3 separate regions of the Homo sapiens genome follow, and all the other regions are linked to region 1. A link is a contact called in ENCODE Hi-C or POLR2A ChIA-PET data. All regions are on one chromosome and are shown on one strand. The core of a region is the stretch at or near the end of the contact, and the rest is flanking DNA. Distances in the headings are between cores, read along the strand shown. Region 1 overlaps CDKAL1 (CDKAL1 threonylcarbamoyladenosine tRNA methylthiotransferase). Region 2 has its middle 130 kb from the start of LINC00581. Region 3 overlaps CDKAL1 (CDKAL1 threonylcarbamoyladenosine tRNA methylthiotransferase).

Region 1 (3,610 bases), core at 687-3,186:
GATTCCAGGAGAGGGCAGCAGCGCTGTAAGCATTTAATTTGGGTATATCCTTTCTCTGTTCCCTTGGCTTTTAAAAATTAAGTAATAATGTGTTCTCTGTCTCTATTACCTTCACTAATGAAAAAAAATAGGGTCTGTAAAGCTATTTAATAATCTTACAATTTATTAATTTATTAGTTTCACATTACTAAACATGGCAATTGTGGAAAATACAAAGCTACTGAAAATTATCCTCATATATAATAGATCTATTTGAAACATTTTGGTATGATTTAGACCCAGTTTTGTCCTGACTCTGTGTGTGATTTGTATAATAAGAAATTGAAAAAAAGGCTTACTAGCTTAAATAGCTTTAAAAATATAAACTGTGGGAACATAGGACTAATTGGGCTTGTTGAAAGAATTTTTAACAGATAAACATTAATTTTTATTAAGCACAGACCGAATTGAAAAAGGCTAAACTTACATGTTAAAATAATTTGGCAATCTAACTGCAGATTCAAAATTTCTGAAAATGTAAATAAATTAAAATGTAGGCAGTGTTTTACCATCTGTAATGAATTAGCATTCCATTTTTACCAGCTGCTGCTGGGGTTTTTGAAGCTGACTCAGGATCTGAGCACCCTGGTGGGTTTCTGCTGATAAATATAAGAACCTGTAGTTTAAAACTGGCAGAGCTGGACTGGGGATTAGAAAAGTCACTGCAACTTTAAGCAGCAGATTCTTTCACTTGGGGCAGGATGTAAGGGTGTACTTTCTCTAAAGATGCCGTCAGTACAAATGCGGAGGATAGATTACTACTGCTTGCTGCTAACATGACAGGACATTCAGGGTGCCACTACTGTTGAGTGTGGAGTCAGCCTTGGAGGAAAAAATCCCCAAAACCTTCTTTGGCAATTGTCTCTTATGTAGTGGACATATTTTAGGCAAAATGACAGCATTTGTGCATTGATGGGATTAATGCTTCATTCTAAGGATTAAATTCGTTAATATTTTTTCTTTGTGTACTTTTTTATTCCTAAAACTTTTATTTTGAGCATGCAGGAGACAGGGATTTCTTGGAAAGAATATGAATTTTGAAGTCAGGCAGACCTAGATATGAATGCAAATTCTGTTGCTTCTTAGCCACTTGTAACAGGCAGGCGTAGAATTCAGTGTGTAATCATTAAACATTTTGTTTTCTTTCCTCACATTGGTGAGGATAGTTTTCTTTTGAGTATTTGCTTTAGTGCCTTTAATTAATGAAAAACAACTAGTTAAAAGGTTGGCTAATTCCTTTATGATATACACACACACACGTACACACAGAGCTACCTATCTCCTCTCTTACTTTTTATTGTCAGTCTTTTTATTACAAATTAGTCTTCTACATATTATAAATTTAAATGCTAACTAGAACCAGCTAAAAAGTCAATACACTTGTTCAATCAACACTTTTATTTAACACATAGTATGTGCTGTGTATTGGAAGGTCTGGTGATGATGGTTCCAATTCTGGCCTTCTGAAGCTTATATTCTAAATGGAGGATGCTGTAGACTGCTGTGAATACGGTGGAATCAATAAGCATTTACATTGTGATGGGAAAGACTTTTGTGGTTAGGGAAGCATTCCTGCAGGCAGTGTTGTAAAATGTGGAGCACTTTACAAAAAATATGTTCATAATAGCAATTACGACTGAGGGATATGAAAACACCTCAACTGTTAAATAAGCATGGTGATTCTGACCTGGACAGATTTGTGAACGTCATCTACAAGTCTTTGCCATCTAATATCTGATGAGATTTAGGGATTTTTAGCCTAATATCTTGAAAGTATCCTTGGAGTTTTCAGATCCTCACTTTGTCCAAACTTGCTGTCCTGTTCCTGTTTTCACAGAAACTTCAGGTGTCCTCACAGGCTGACTAGGACCAAGGTATACCTATCTGACCATTATGCGGGCCAGTCTGAGGTCACTGCCCTGGGGCTGAGACCTGTGTCACTGATTTACTAGTGACTCACTGTGTATTACCGCAGCTGGCCCTTGACTCTGCTTCCTCAGCTGTAGTTCAGTATGAACTCAGAAAACTTGTTTGTGACCCGAAATTAGTTCTGTGTTCATTTCTTACTCTTACTCATGCACACATGACTCATGACTTAGTCCTTGTTTTAAACTTGTGCATTAGGGTAGCTCTGAATTATGTCCTCCTTCTCCTAGAAGCAGAACCTCTTATCCTGTTTTGACTTGGCCCTTGACTGCTTAAAATGTCTGTAGTTGGCTTTGTATGGTTATAATCCTAGCCCCTTAGGCTGGGAATTTTGGCCATCTGTGGTCTCTATTTCTAGCCTTAGCCCTAACCACCCCACTTCCTGCTGCTCCTGTCAAATGCACTTACTTATACTTTTCCGTATGTGTCTCAAGCTTTCCTACAAAGATGATGGGTCTTTGCTGACCCTATTTCTTTCGTTCAGGATGAGCTCAAAATTACCACATTAGTTTTGAAACTTGCTCTAATTTCTCCTACCAGGAGGAATTTCTTCCTTCTTGGCAATACTGTGGTATTTAATGGTATTTTACTGTTTTGCACTTTGTATTATACTTATTTGTGTTATGTCTTGTCGCCCCTACTAGACTGTAAGATGATTTTATCTGTATACCATTAAGTGTCTCATACATACAGATTCTCAGTAAAATTTTGCTGGTGGAATGGAGTGGAGACCCAGGCTTTAGATAGTAACTGGGAACAACAAGATCGAATTTCTTATCTGTTCGTACCTAATAAGCTCCTCTCTCCCCTCGCCCATAGGCTTTGCTTACCTGTCACAGAACCTACCCTGCCTTTTTTCCTACATGCGGTATTATTGTCCTGAACTCCTTCAAGTGTTAAGTAAATCAGTAAATCTTTAAAGCCAACCTTAGCGGCCAGGTGCAGTGGCTCACGCCTGTAATCCCAGCACTTTGAGGGGCGGAGGCCGGCGGATCACTTGAGATCAGGAGTTCAAGACCAGCCTGGCCAACATGGTGAAACCCCGTGTCTACCAAAAACATAAAAAATTAGCCGGGTGTGGTGATGCATGCCTGTAATCCCAGCTATTCAGGAGGCTGAGGCGCTTGAACTCGGGGAGTGGGCGGAGGTTGCAGTGAGCTGAGATCATGCCACTGCACTCCAGCCTGGGTGACAGAGCAAGACTCTGTCTCATAAATAAATAAATAGCTAACCATAGCAACTCTATCAGATTTTAAAGAAATATCCCCCTTCGGCAGGGCATGGTGGCTCACGCCTGTAATCCCAGCACTTTGCGAGGCCAACGTGGGCGGATCACCTGAGGTCAGGGGTTCAAGACCAGCCTGGCCAACATGGTGAAACCCTCTCTATACTAAAAATACAAAAATTAGTCAGGCATGGTGGCGGGCGCCTGTAATCCCAGCTACTCGGGAGGCTGAGGCAGGAGAATCACTTGAACCTGAGAGGCAGAGGTTGCAGTGAGCCGAGATCGCACCATTGCACTCCAGCCTGGGTGACAGAGCAAGATTCTATCTCATTAAAAAAAAAAGAAAAAAATAATAAATAAATAAAAGAAGTATTCCCCATTGGTGATTGTACCAAAAGGATATAGAAATACCTGCCTAGT
Region 2 (3,610 bases), core at 682-3,181, 510 kb after region 1:
AAAAAAAAAAAAAAAAAAAAAAAAGCTGGGTGTGGTGGTGCATGCCTGTTGTCCCAGTTACTCAGGAGGCTGAGGTGGGAGTATCACTCGAGCCCACAAGGCGGAGGCTACAATGAGCTGAGATTGTGCCACTGCACGAATAGAAAAGAATACAGTAGATTGGTTTAAATGGATCCCTCTCGTCTTAATCAGATCATAGCTGTGTGGGAAAGAAATTAAGCTATTAATAACTCAAGAATTTGGACAAGACTTACCTAGAGGGGAGTGACTGACAAACAAGACATTTTGCTTTTGCTTTTAGTCATAAATAATGCAGATTTCTGTGTGTTACTATGAGACTCTCACACCTCCCTCTAAGCATAAAGCTGACCGTAAACAACCTGTGGGAAGCCGCTTGTGGTTTCAGTGGATACCCACACTCTTCTATCCGTGATTTTAAAATACAAAGATGTATTAGTTTGCTAAGGCTGCTGTCATAAAATACCACAAACTGTGTGGCTTCAACAACAGAAATGTATTGTCTCACAGTTCTGGAGGCTGGAAGTCTGAGATCAAAGCGTTATGGGATCTGTTCCTTTCGGGGCCGGTGAGGGCGAATGCGTTCCAGGCTTCTCCCCTGGCTTCCGGTGGTTTGCTGCCCATCGTTGTTGTTCCTTGGCTGGTAGAGGCATCACCCGGATCCCTGCCTTCATCCTCACAAAATGATCTCCCTGTGTGCCTGAGACCGTATTCAAATTTCCCCTTTGTATAAGGACAGCAGTCAGATTGTAGTAGTGCCCTCCCTAATGACCTCATTCTAACTTGATTACCTCCACACCAACTCTGTCTCTAAATACAGTCACAATTAGGGTGGGAGACACAATTCAAACCATAACAAAAGAGTTGGCCTCTTGATTTAGGAGCTGATGAGCTAGTTTATAGATTGTATAGGCTCTTGATTTCTCCTTTGCCCTTTTTTTTTTTTTTTTTTTTTTTTTTTTTTTTTTTGCTGCCTAGTTTTGTGTAAGAAAAGTTAGATAAAGAAAAGGGGAAAGATGAAGTTGAAGCCGTGGTCTCTCACACTGTTGCACTGAGCTTTGGTATCAGGCCGGGGGTCAAAATGCGGCTTTTAGTTCGTGGTGTGTGCAGATGGCCTCTTGTCACAGTCGTAGATACACAGTGGTGGCTGCATTAAGTCTAGAATGCCAGACCTAATTACAAATGACAGTGATGAAGTCAGGATTGTAATCCAATTTAAAATGGGGACCCACAATATACAATATATCCCAGCGATGCTCACTGCTGTGCGATTCAATCATTTGACAGCTTCATCCAGTGTGCGGCCACGGCTGGTATTGCTTTAGGCTGTAAGGGTGTGAAGAAGGAGACCTCAGGGGACCCCCGACTCCATGGGGCAAAGCTGGGGCATCCCTACCCGGAGGCGCAGGGCCCAGGACAGTGCTGACGTACTGTCTGTGTCTGTGCTTGCTATAGATTGTGGCGCGTTGAGCACATGGGGACAGAGCTGACTGGCTTCCTATTAACCAACATTTTTACTCACGGGTCAGAAGGTGATGCGGCTCTTATAGAAACTCACCCCACACATCCCCACACCATTTTTTCTTCTCACCCATTCTCAAGACCTCACCCATGTGAGACATGTCTACTTTTCTCCATCTTCCCATCTCAGTAACTTATTTTAAGATAAATCATTTTAACAGCTTTCTCCTAGGGAAATTATTCTGAAATTTCGAGCAACAGCGTTTTTCCAGAACATTCTAAGACTCAGCAGTAACTTTTTAAGGGGGAAGACGTTTTAAAAAGAAATTTCATTTTACTAACTGCCACACTGCATAGCTTTTCTAGGGCTGTGGTTAGATTTACGGGAGAGAGGCACCAGAGTGGATTACAACACAGGACTGACCTTTTACCACCCGGCTGAAGCTCGAAAAACAAAACCAAATCCCATCTTACTAACCATACCTGCGTCTTTTCTGGGAAATACCCCAGAATACAAGTTTGTTTGTTTTTTAAGATGGTTTTCCTTCCCTGAGAGAACAATCCTGAAACTTAAGTCAATAAAGTTCTCATGCTACATAAGCATTTTGCCTCCTCGGGTCAGACTTGAGGCCTTTTCCCCCCTTTCTTCTCGAACATACATCAAGTGCCTTAGATCACGGTGCATCCTAGGCAGGTTATGCCATTTTAATCTCATAAATATGAAAATAAAAGACATAATCAGAGCAAAAACAGGACTTTTTATTTTTAAACCAAAGGAAGCCAAAATAGCAACAGAGAAGAAAGGAAATTAATTAGGACCGTCTCTGGGGCCAAGGTGCATTTGCCCTAGTTCTTTTTTTACTTTTCCCACTGTTTTTCTTCCTCCCCATTCCACAGCACTCAGCATCTTCTATCTTGTCTCCCTTGGTGTAGCTCTAGTGTTCTAATTCTATCCCATCTTCTTCTACTGAAATAATGAACTTTTTAAAGAGAAAATTAAGTGAATGTCTTTGTAGCAATGAACCTCCCCCTCTCGAGAATAAAAGGGAGCTTTGGAGATAAGGCAATGCTTAACCCAGTGAACGAATTGCTTACTGATGGGGTCAGGTCAGGTGGGGCCAGGGTGGCAGAGCTGACTCTGCCTACTGATATCGGCCATGTTAAGAATAATAGCTAATATATACTCAACATCTATTACCTGGCTTATATGTTAGCTTGTTTCTATTTTATAACAGCCCTGAAATGTAAAATGGTTTTATTTTATTTATTTATTTTTTTCCTTTTCTTTTTTTGAGACGGAGTCTCGCCCTGTCGCCCAGGCTGGAGTGCAGTGGCGCGACCTCGGCTCACTGCAAGCTCCGCCTCCAGGGTTCAAGCCATTCTCCTGCCTCAGCCTCCCGAGTAGCTGGGACTACAGGCGCCCGCCACCACGCCTGGTTAATTTCTTTGTATTTCTAGTAGAGACGGGGTTTCACCGTGTTAGCCAGGATGCTCTCGATCTCCTGACTTCGTGATCCGCCCGCCTCGGCCTCCCAAAGTGCTGGGATTACAGGCTTGAGCCACCTCGCCCGGCCAAAATGGTTTTATTTTACAAGAGAGGAACTGGAGGGTAAAACGGAATTAATTTCGTTGGCAACCTTGTTAGAGTTGGAAAGAGAACCCAGGTCTTTTTGACCCAAACATTCATCATCACCCTATAGCTAGTAATGATGGGAAGAGAACCAAGAGAACAGGGAGGCAGAGATCACTTAGTGCACTTGAAACAGAGTTATTTAAGATTCAGAATGTGGACGTGTCAGGGAAAGTCATTATGTTCCAGTGTTTCTCATTCTCCTTTAGCCATGGGTCAGGGTGAATTTAGACATGGCTACAGACGAGGCCTGGGAAAAGGTGAAAACCTCAAATGTATCCGTGCAATGGAATATTATTCAGCCTTCAAAAAGAAGATCGTGCCATATGTAATAATGAGTGAATCTGGAGGGTATTATGCTCAGTGAAATAAGCCAGTTACAGAAAGATAAACACTATGGCCAGGTGCGTTGGCTCATGCCTGTAATCCCAGCACTTTGGGAGGCCAAGGCGAGTGGATCCCAAGGTCAGGAGTTCAAGGCCAGCCTGACCAACATGGTGA
Region 3 (3,610 bases), core at 560-3,059, 310 kb after region 1:
CATAATGTTTTAGAGCAGCCCTCTCCAATAAAAATATGGTATCAACCACAGATGTTACTTCACATTTTTTGATAGCCGCATTAACAGAGTAAAAAGAAACAGGTGAAATTTGTTTGAATAATATATTTTATTTACTCCAGTATATCAAAACTATTATCATTTCAGCCTGTATTCAGTATAGAAATTAATGAGATGTCTTACATTCTTTTATTCATGTGAAATTTTTGAAATCCGGTGTGTACTTTGCACTGGTGTATGTTTGATAACACATCTCAATTGAGATTCGCCACATTTTAAGTGCCCAGTGGCCACATATGGCTAGGACTACTGTATACATGGTGCAGTTTTAAAGTAATTGGGTAATTCACCACTTGCCTAAAACAACTGGCAGGATAGAATCCATTTTTAACATTATAGATTAAATATTATGAGGTATGTGACCTTGACCAAGTCACTTAATCTCTAAGGGACCTGTATTCTCATCTGTAATATGAAGAGTTTGTCCTAAATGATCTCTGAAGTCCTCTCTTCTATCCAATCCAGCTCTGAATTCATGATTTTAAAAATTCTCATTTAGAAGTTGGGTAGGCTGGAGCTTATCCATCCTTTCTCATAATTTAGTATTTGAAAAGAAGCTTTCTTATGCCATAAAGATAATTAGAAAGCGTCCTGCATACCACACCCACACCTTTTTTTCTTCCAAATGTCTGAATCTTTCTTGGAATTATTCTGAGTTTTATACCATTGGTAATGCCTGGTGGTGTAGCTCACTGAGTTGCCTGACTCCCCATGCTTTTGGAATGAGGACTTGGAGCAATGAAGGTGTGAGGGAAGTTGGCAAGTAGTTACTGCAGATTACTAGATTACATAAACAATCTCTCTCTCCAATGCTTTTGCTTTTGCTTTTCTCTTTTTTTAAATTTGGCTTACTTTTTGTGTCGTCAGTGAAACAAAACTTCTACAAGCACCTTCCAAGAAAGTGACCTATTAAATGTTATCACTGGTCACTTATGTACCTTTTGGGGATGGGGAATGTATGAAAAAAATTTTTTCCCAGAAGCACAGCCCAGTTTCATACATATTTTTGCCCATTTGTGAAAAAAAAGGACATTTCCTTATTTTAGTGTTTATTCGTTGAAAATTAAGTGAAACTTTTTTCACATATGTGCTGTATGTAGATAATTTAGATTTTTGGTTTTGAATTGCTTTTTTAGCAGTTTGTTTTTCTGTTGGGAACATTTATTGTTTTCTTACTGTTTTGTAAAGGCTCTTCATATTATATAACCTATAACATGTCATTAGTATATATGTCATACTTGCAATTTTTTTCTATTTGCTTTTTGACTTTGTTTATGACAATCTTAATATACTTTTTTTAATCAGTAGTTAAAAACTTCTCATTTATGGCAACATAGCATTATGTTAAAAATGTTTCATCAACACGTTACATGTCTAATAATTTATATTTCCTCCAAGTATTTTGTGGCTTCTTCTTTTTCATCTTTTCAACTGACAAATAAAATTGTATCTATTTAAGATGCACAACCTACTTTTATGAGTAGGTCCCTTTCTGAGAATCTGCTCTCAAAGAAGACTGGCCTAGACTTGCCAAGTAATGGCTGAGAGAGACCAGTGGGAATAGATCAAGAGGGTGGAAGTGAACGGAAATTCTGTTCAATTTTTAGGTTTGCGCTTTTCATAAAAAAGTTCTACACTTATATCCAGTGTTGGCTCCATGGGCCCTTTCCATGAATCAGATCTCATGGATAGATCTTACTGGCAGTATCTGGCCATAGAACTTCAGTTTTCAATATTGAGCACTTTCCCAGGCTGCCTGGGCATGACAGAGCTTGCCCAGTGTGGGGAAAAACAGACCTGATGTACTTTGTGCCGGCTCTGTGATAGGAGGGTCAACTTGTTTGGGTTTGTTGAGAGGGTAGATTTCATGTTATATGTTCTTACCACAATTTTTTTTTTTAATTCCACAAAAAGCTTTATAGGCAATACCTTTGAATGCTCTAGAATACTCAGAATGTACAGGCAGGTGGTTAAAATGCAGCTGCTTTTTGAACTGGCAGTTTAGGTAGCACTAGATTTGGATCCCTGACGCCAGGCAGGAAGGCATCAGTGTGGCATTTCCTGTGTAACTATTTGCTCTTACTATTGGCTCTCGATCAGCAGATGAAAATAGCTTTGTTACTAAGAATGGGATTTTGCCCCCAGCTGGGAAGAGACTACCTCGGATTGTCTTCCTCTTACTGGGGTAGACACGGCTAGAAGAAAACCAACCAGCGTGAAGAAAAGCACAAGGAGATTCTTGTTAGAAGAAACTTCATGGTCTGATTCAGTAGAACTGCCTCGGGCCTGGTCTTTGTATCTTGTATCACTGCACAAAGAAGGGAAGAATAACTTTTGAAAAGCCAAATTGTTTTACAATTTTTCTTTCTACTTAGGTTATTTCTGAAATGCAAAGAAAGAAGAAATAAAGCTACTAAGATACTCATGGCAATTAATAGATAAGCATATATACTTAAAAATATGGCTACTCCACTTCAAAGGAACATTCTTCCCCTTTTGAGTACATTTATATCTATTAATAAGTGTATCTAAAGAATTTTTTTTCCACAGAGGACAATGTTTTCAAATAATCTAATGAATGCCTTTTTTTGTCATTGTTTAAGAATCAGTTAACCAGTCTAGCGCTTTGAGAATAAACTGTCCAACATCTTCTCTTAAGAACCCTTAAGTAGACCAACAAATTGATGGCTAGCATTTTGAATACGATGGACTTAAAGGCTCATTACTTGTTTTCTATGCTATCATCATTTTTGACACACATTCTTGTGTCATGGCCCTATTTCATTATAGAATGGCATTGTGGAGTAAGGATGATATTAAATTTTAATGTTATTGCTATTATTACTGTTGACCGTTTTTAGCATAAGTATGCCTGGTTCTTTAATTCCAGCTTCTGCAGGGCCAGAAAATAGAAGTGAGCATAAACAGTCAGGAAAATTACTGTATACCCAGGAGACCCAGCATCGCGTGCTCTGCCTGTTGTGAATGAGGAATCAAAATGGAAAGGTTATCATTTTCATTAGCTAGGAAAGAACAAGACCATACTTTTCTCCAAGTGTAATTACAGCGGTTCACTGGCAACATTACACTGCAGTAATTAGTCTAAAGGTGTATGTGAGGGCAGGCTTTTGCACAGACACTAGAAATATTATTTCAGAGTTGAAGGTCACAGCCTTGTATTTAACATGTTCCAGGCAGCTTAGGGGGGAAAAAAAAAAACTAATTTGACTGGAGCTAAAGAAAGACATTTGACATTTCCCAGAGTCATACATTCAGAAACCAGTCAGGTCGAAAAATTGTATTTTATTTTCTACAATAAAAGGCAAAACTTAGCTGCAGAAATAGCATGTCAGAATATTCTGTAGGATAAGCACAGATAAAATTCAAGTTTATTAGAACCATGATGTAAATGATTACAGGAACTTTTGATATGTGTGGGGTTTTTTTTGTTTTTTTTTTTGAGACGGAGTCTCATTCTTGTCGCCCAGGCTGGAGTGCAATGGCGTGATCTCAGCTCACTGCACCATCTGCC

The links. A loop is a pair of places that touch in the nucleus more often than their neighbours do. ChIA-PET counts read pairs that join two places held with the same protein, here RNA polymerase II (POLR2A). Pooled maps may share reads with other maps.
Region 2: a map of Calu3 shows a loop between it and region 1 (2.4-fold over the local background). The contact joins two enhancer-like sites. A Hi-C loop is called at or near these places in 1 of 168 maps with a recorded cell type or tissue (Calu3), 1 of 37 single-sample maps with no recorded cell type and 3 of 50 pooled maps.
Region 3: a loop to region 1 is called in a map of endothelial cell of umbilical vein, with 6 times the contacts of the local background. The contact joins two enhancer-like sites. A Hi-C loop is called at or near these places in 3 of 168 maps with a recorded cell type or tissue (A673, GM12878 and endothelial cell of umbilical vein), 11 of 37 single-sample maps with no recorded cell type and 10 of 50 pooled maps. POLR2A ChIA-PET finds 5 or more read pairs at or near these places in 2 of 52 experiments (GM12878 and activated CD4-positive, alpha-beta T cell).

What each region holds. Positions count from the first base shown.
Region 1 is chr6:20,875,560-20,879,169 of GRCh38, forward strand. All of the region lies in intron 9 of CDKAL1 (CDKAL1 threonylcarbamoyladenosine tRNA methylthiotransferase), which reads left to right. Among named protein-coding and RNA genes, the nearest start is that of CDKAL1, 340 kb to the left of the region's middle. RefSeq lists enhancers at 1,522-2,721, 2,065-2,294. Within about 2 kb of position 1,937, at least 17 of the 41 ENCODE cell types and tissues checked have a DNase peak (open chromatin) inside an H3K27ac peak, as active enhancers do; they include GM12878 and endothelial cell of umbilical vein, where a contact is called at or near this core.
Region 2 is chr6:21,382,485-21,386,094 of GRCh38, forward strand. No RefSeq gene overlaps it. Among named protein-coding and RNA genes, the nearest start is that of LINC00581, 130 kb to the right of the region's middle. Within about 2 kb of position 1,932, at least 2 of the 41 ENCODE cell types and tissues checked have a DNase peak (open chromatin) inside an H3K27ac peak, as active enhancers do.
Region 3 is chr6:21,186,847-21,190,456 of GRCh38, forward strand. All of the region lies in intron 13 of CDKAL1 (CDKAL1 threonylcarbamoyladenosine tRNA methylthiotransferase), which reads left to right. Among named protein-coding and RNA genes, the nearest start is that of LINC00581, 320 kb to the right of the region's middle. Within about 2 kb of position 1,810, at least 4 of the 41 ENCODE cell types and tissues checked have a DNase peak (open chromatin) inside an H3K27ac peak, as active enhancers do; they include GM12878 and endothelial cell of umbilical vein, where a contact is called at or near this core.